2 separate regions of the Mus musculus genome follow, and region 2 is linked to region 1. A link is a contact called in ENCODE Hi-C or POLR2A ChIA-PET data. All regions are on one chromosome and are shown on one strand. The core of a region is the stretch at or near the end of the contact, and the rest is flanking DNA. Distances in the headings are between cores, read along the strand shown. Region 1 overlaps Prkce (protein kinase C, epsilon). Region 2 overlaps Prkce (protein kinase C, epsilon).

Region 1 (2,913 bases), core at 152-2,651:
TAGTAAGTTTCAAAATAAAGAAATTGGTTTGACTTTAAACTTAATGTTTGTAAACTCACTGGAGCCACCACAAATGGTCCCTGGGACTTAACGTTTCTCAGAACTCTATGAAATCACTGAACTTATCTTCCTAAGTCTGATTCTGGCATTAGAATTAGGCTTTCTGTACAGCCTGCTTCCGAGGATTAGTGAACGGATTCTACAATTCAGATGTCCTAATTTGAACTGATATGCTAACTTCATAAAATGACAGGCAAGCATGTGGTGGCCATTACCTCGTCCCTCTCAAATGACTGGAGCCTCTCTCATATGCTAACCAACTGGACAGAGAAGTTTCATCAGGGCTAGAATTGATTACTCAGTAATCTATAGATGCTACTGTTCCAGCTAGGGGAGAGATCTCCTGACATCTCCTGGGTAGAGAACCATGGATGCTACTCAACATGCGTCTGAGCACGGCACAGCCCTACAACAGTCAACCTGCCCAAATATCAGCTTTGCCGAGTCTGTCTGTAAACTTGGAAAACACATCACGTCAGTCTACAAGCTTGACAGTCAATCTTTGAAGACAGACTAAGACAATGAATGTTGCCTTCAGGTGATTCTGAAAAAAACAGTCATTGGTTTCCTCGGCTAGGGTAGAGGAGGTACACCTCTATCTCTGCCTTTCTTGAAATCCAAGGTAGGTCCCTGGGTCTGGGGCGTAAATGCATCCTCGGAGAATGGACGGGGCCTGGTATTCTGGACTGGGTCCCCTCTGTCCAGCCTCTCCCCACAGTTAGCTACTACATAATGTCATTCCTGATGTTTGGTTCTCCTTTGTTTAACTGATAGATGATGAGTTTGAGGAAGTGGCCAGGCCAGTGGGAAGTGGCAACCTCGGCTGCCTCCTTGACATGGGAGTCCCCAAGCACAGCAGAAGCTGGGGTGTGGTCACCTCACAAGCCGTCTTCCCTAACTTCGGCGTCACTGTCCCCATCTAAGATACAAGCCTCCCTCAGGATTTCCTTTTAAAGACAAGGAAGCCCGACATAAGGGATCCACGATGTACCATGGGCTTCATGGACATACGCTGAGTCTGGAAATATATTCCAAGATGAACTGAATGGCAGCTTTCCTGATGCCAACAAAACGCCCTGAAATGCCAGTGCATCTGTGCTCAGGCACATTTGCCCAGTTGTAGGCAAGCATGGGACAGAGATGAACAACTGTCCTGTGATTGGGAGGGAGAGGATAAAACATTGTTGTCTGAGAGTCACTCCCTCACTCCCAGGGCCAGCAATCCCTGCCACTCAGTGTAAGACAGACCACTTACAGACCTGCACTCTGTGGGAAGAACCCATGAGGGGCAGTATTCTCCTCCTCCTTCCCAGCAGTCACGTGACGCTGGGGTGTGCCAGCCTGTCCCGAGACAAACACAGTCTCTCTGGGCAGGTCCATTCCAGCCAGGCTGTCCCGATGGCACCCGCACTGACCTTTGAAAGGGAGAGACAGTTCTTGCCAAGGATTCTAGTATTGCTGGCTGCCTTTCAACAGAAGGTAAAAGACAAGCATGGAAAGTTGAGCAAGAATTGAAGGATTTCATAGTCACTTCAGACATTCAAAACTGCCACAGTGGCTTAAGACAGAGGTTCAGCTCAGGCCCAGTACTAGGAACACAAAATAAAAAACCCCAGACCTCTGGATACAGCTGGGAGGGAATGCCCAGGGTGCTGGGGATGAGATTCGCCGTAGGAGTGCGGAAGACAGAAACATCAGGCCTTACTGACACTGGTCCCAGCATCCTTCCACACACAGGCCTTCCTTTCCCAACTCACCTCCTCTTCGTCCCCTAACCACTCAGGTTTTTCTGACAAGATTCAACTCCAGAGAATGTACTAGACTGTTTCTATGGAAACTGTACTTGTAGAAAAACCCTAGAAGAGAAGCCAAGTTTGGGGGTGGGGTGGGGCACGCCGGAGCTTTTTCAGAAGACAATGAAGAGCCATGATACAGGAAAGGGAAACTGGAGAGATGTCACCGAAGAGGAGGAGCCAAGATCCACAGGAGAGAAAACAGCATGTCACTGAAGACTGAGTCCCCAGAGATCCCAAAAGTTAGTGAGCAATATGACTCAGGTCCGGCGGCACCTACCAGGGGTGTCAAGACATCAGAAGGGAAGGGAAAAAGAGGTGTTCTCCCAACTAGAGTCTATTTCTGGCCCAGTGACAAAACCAACCAAACGAAGATAACCCAAAGTGACAAGCCAAACACGAGGTGGTAACCTAGAGCAAATGACACCCAAGTCCACAGGAGAGCAAGGGCGCTTATGGAGCATTGTGAGGCTCTGTGTTCCAGTCCCAGGACTGCAAAAGATATAATAAAGCAATGAGGCAACAATAATAACAGTGTACATTGCTAAGGGAGTTGTCTGCTCAGCTGGCACTTGGAATTGTCACTTGTTGCCAGCTCTGTGAGGCTCAGCCTCATTCTGTAGCAGAAAAAAAAAAAAAAAAATTCCTGATTGCTTAGGAGCAAAGGCCAGAGGGACCTGAGTTACAGGTGTGGGAGTCTAGAAACTGAGAGGCGAAGGATCAGTGGTTATCTGTTGACCCAAATGCCCACACCTCCAGCCACGCGTCCACTGCCATGTTCACATGGAAAAGACACTGACACTTGGGGCAGGGACTATTGCTTCAGGCACACCTTGGTGCTGTTCACACAAATTCGATTCCAAGAATGCCAGAGAGATTCCACGAGGGGCCTGACAGGCTCATGATCCACTGTCCCTATGCCTGGAAGGTATTCATTGAGAGCAAGCTGGAGCCTTGTATTTTCACATGGTTCTTGCCCTTCCACATACAGGACGGAGCTTCTGGAGCCAAGAAAGCCTTTTTTTACTGGGCCACAACCACGTAGGGGAGGGAGAGATGA
Region 2 (2,913 bases), core at 146-2,645, 34 kb before region 1:
AAATGTAAGACTTCAAATCGCTTTCAAAGTTCTCAGGGACAAGAATGGGGACATTAACATGGGGACACAAAGATTTTTCATTCTACACAGAACTGGTGAGAGACAGGGCCAGCTCTGAACTCTGACCTGGGACATGTGTTGGTTGGTTTTGCTGTTTCTTTTTTTTTGCCCTTGAACATCAAGACACTCAGCATCAGCACCACGTCCACTATCCAGACATGGGAATGATAGGGCCCAGGACAGGGGACCGTGTGCTTTAGCTAGGTATAATGTCACTATGACTACGTGTTCAGAGAGTTTCCTCTCCTGTTCCATCAGGAATGTATCCCCTGTCTATTCTTCTAGATAATTCTCTGGTTCATCCTCCATCAAGCCACAGCCCCCAGGTTCCAGCCCTCTAGGCCTTTCACAGCTTCTGTTGCTGATGTGTCTTCTGTGGCAGTGAGTCCTGAAAGTCAACTCGCACATACGAGAACGACTATAGGAGATCAGTCTGGCTCTCCTCAGGAGTTGCCCTTATGGGGTGATCTGTGGAGTAAACTTGGATTTCATTTCACCCCACTGCCAACACATGCAGACAACCTCCGGTGTCTGATGAGGCCTTCTCTCGTCCTTTCTTTCTGTCGCTCAATTTCCTATGTGCATATACTGTCTTTAATGTGCCCAGTGGCTTGCAGCAAGGTGCTGCCAGCCTTAGAGAGAAGAAGCCAAGGCCTACAAAAGGGGAAAACATTCCACGGCATACGCAGCTTCCTCCAGGAAACCTTCCTGGATCGCCGTGGGTCCCAAAAGACTCCTCCCTCCTCTGACGCCGGAGGCTGCGGCTCATTTCCTGCACAGGTGTATCTCTTCCTAATTGGATGCAGGGCTGCTTCCAGCCTTTCAGCACCTCCAAAAGATCTAAAGTCACACTGGAGAGACTCAAAGAGTAGCAGGTGCTTGCTAGATGGCCTCGGACCAGAACTAACCCGGGATTTCCCCAAGAGATCCTTCCCTTCCTCTTGGAAGCTAGGCAGGAGTGCAGAGGCAGACTTGTGAGGAGGCCCTCCACAAGTTACTCACCGGCCCAACTAGCTATTTCTGTCTGACTCCTGGCATGATAACCAAGGCACCTCTGTGCTTGAACCAAAGCAGACAGTTTAGATGAAAAGAAAGAGCCCTGAAGAGGAGGTGAGGAGGTGCTGCTGCAGCCTAAACTGGGGGGGGGGGGGGTCACCATCCCTTCCTAGGCTCTCTTGCTCTGTTCCCTCAATAGCTCAAGGGGAGGGCTGATCAAGTGTCCCCAAGGCTAGGCAGTACAGGCAGCCTCAAGACACAGCCAGCCCCTCCCCCAGCACTTCCTAGCCCTGCGCTGACGTGGGTAAATCAGAGCCATGTGGCTGGCTCCTCTTCTGACACATGTGTCAGCTCCTCTCGAAGGCCCCTGCCCCCCTCAGCATGATGTGCTCCCTCTACACAGAACCTGGAGCTGGCTGCCTTCCATGGTAGAACTTCTGTGACATTAAATGATGACCCCCACAGCCAACTCGTTTGCCACAGATCAGCACTGCCTTGCACTGGTATGTTTTCTTCCTACATTTGTGTAGAACAGTGATTTAAAACTTGGGGTTAGGACAGGGAGAAAAGTACGGTGCCCCGCGGCAGAGAGGAGAGTGTGGGAAAGTCCTATTCGAAAATAGCGTCCACTAAATCGACTTCTCATTTCAGCAACAGGCACAGAATGAGTTAAGTCTGAAAAAGCATGAGCTTCGAAGGGCAAAAATTTACATGTGGACATTCATAGCGCACTTATTCAAAATGGCCCAAGAAAATCATCACCCAGAGGCTAGTGAACTGATAGCTAAAGTGCACTACATTCACTGGAGCAAGACCTGGCACAGCTGCAAAAAGGACCTGTGCTTTACACACACACACACACACACACACACACACACACACACGGTGACATGGATGAAACGTAAGGACAACATACTGAGCAGAAGACGCCCGATATAATCACTGCGACATAATCACTGCGTATGATTTCATTCCTGTAGAACATCAAGGAATGGGCAGAAAGCCGGGTTGGCTGTTGACGAGGGGTGGGAGGGACGAGTGATGAGTTAATGAGTGTGGGCTCCTCCGTGACTCAATGAACGATGAACACGTCCTGAGCACTGGGATAACTGTCGTGTAAATGTAACTGCATTTTAAGCCTTTGAGCTGCACTCTTTAGATGGGTGGAGCCTGTACTAAGGGACTTGTATCTCAATAAGGCACTGTGCTCTGTTTTCAAGAACTGGGAGGGCTCAGGTTTAAATGTGATCCCACCAATGCATTAACAATGGAATTCCCAAAGGTGCTCATGGTTTCCTGGCCTGGAACCTTCAGAGTGTAATTAGGATTAGAGGATGTTTGAGAGTTGATGCATACGTTGGCATTAATGGCTTTCGAAGAATTAGAGAAGGAGAAGACCATTTGCTACCTCATTACACAAGGCCCCTGCCATGTTTACAGGCAGCAAGCAGGCCCTTAGCAGAAGCTAAGCAAATGATGGTCTATGCATGATGCTCTTGGGCTTTCCAGTCTCCACGCTTTGAGCTAGATGAGCTTATGTCCCTTGTACATTATTTGATCTCAGATATTTTGCTACAGAAACAGAAAATAATGGCCTAAAACATTGGCAGAGATCAGAAATAGACAACGTGAAACAAAACTAGCCTCTCCCTCAGAACCCCATAATGGGGCTAACTACAAGGAGATCTTAAACTCTTGTCCTTCAGGAACTATCCTGTATCCAGAGTCAATCCATTCTCATTTGTTGTCATGTCTCCTCAGGTTCCACCAGGCATGGCCCCGGCGCACCTTCTCTCTTTTTCTTGGAATCTCTCCCCCCCACCCCATCTTGTGAGATCTAATACCAACAGCCAGTCT

What was found. Hi-C counts contacts between places; a loop is a spot of excess contacts on that map. ChIA-PET counts read pairs that join two places held with the same protein, here RNA polymerase II (POLR2A).
Region 2: a loop to region 1 is called in a map of heart, with 1.9 times the contacts of the local background. The contact joins two enhancer-like sites. A Hi-C loop is called at or near these places in 3 of 37 maps with a recorded cell type or tissue (gastrocnemius, heart and v-Abl transformed pro-B cells). POLR2A ChIA-PET finds 5 or more read pairs at or near these places in 1 of 5 experiments (Patski).

What each region holds. Positions count from the first base shown.
Region 1 is chr17:86,235,539-86,238,451 of GRCm38, reverse strand. The region is part of intron 1 of Prkce (protein kinase C, epsilon); the gene reads right to left. It overlaps Gm52296 (a long non-coding RNA gene), which reads left to right. Exons shown (of 2, transcript XR_003952295.1): 1 at 1-2,913. Among named protein-coding and RNA genes, the nearest start is that of Gm52296, 6.3 kb to the left of the region's middle. Within about 2 kb of position 1,401, at least 1 of the 3 ENCODE cell types and tissues checked has a DNase peak (open chromatin) inside an H3K27ac peak, as active enhancers do; it is gastrocnemius, where a contact is called at or near this core.
Region 2 is chr17:86,269,922-86,272,834 of GRCm38, reverse strand. The region is part of intron 1 of Prkce (protein kinase C, epsilon); the gene reads right to left. Among named protein-coding and RNA genes, the nearest start is that of 2010106C02Rik, 16 kb to the left of the region's middle. Within about 2 kb of position 1,395, at least 2 of the 3 ENCODE cell types and tissues checked have a DNase peak (open chromatin) inside an H3K27ac peak, as active enhancers do; they include gastrocnemius, where a contact is called at or near this core.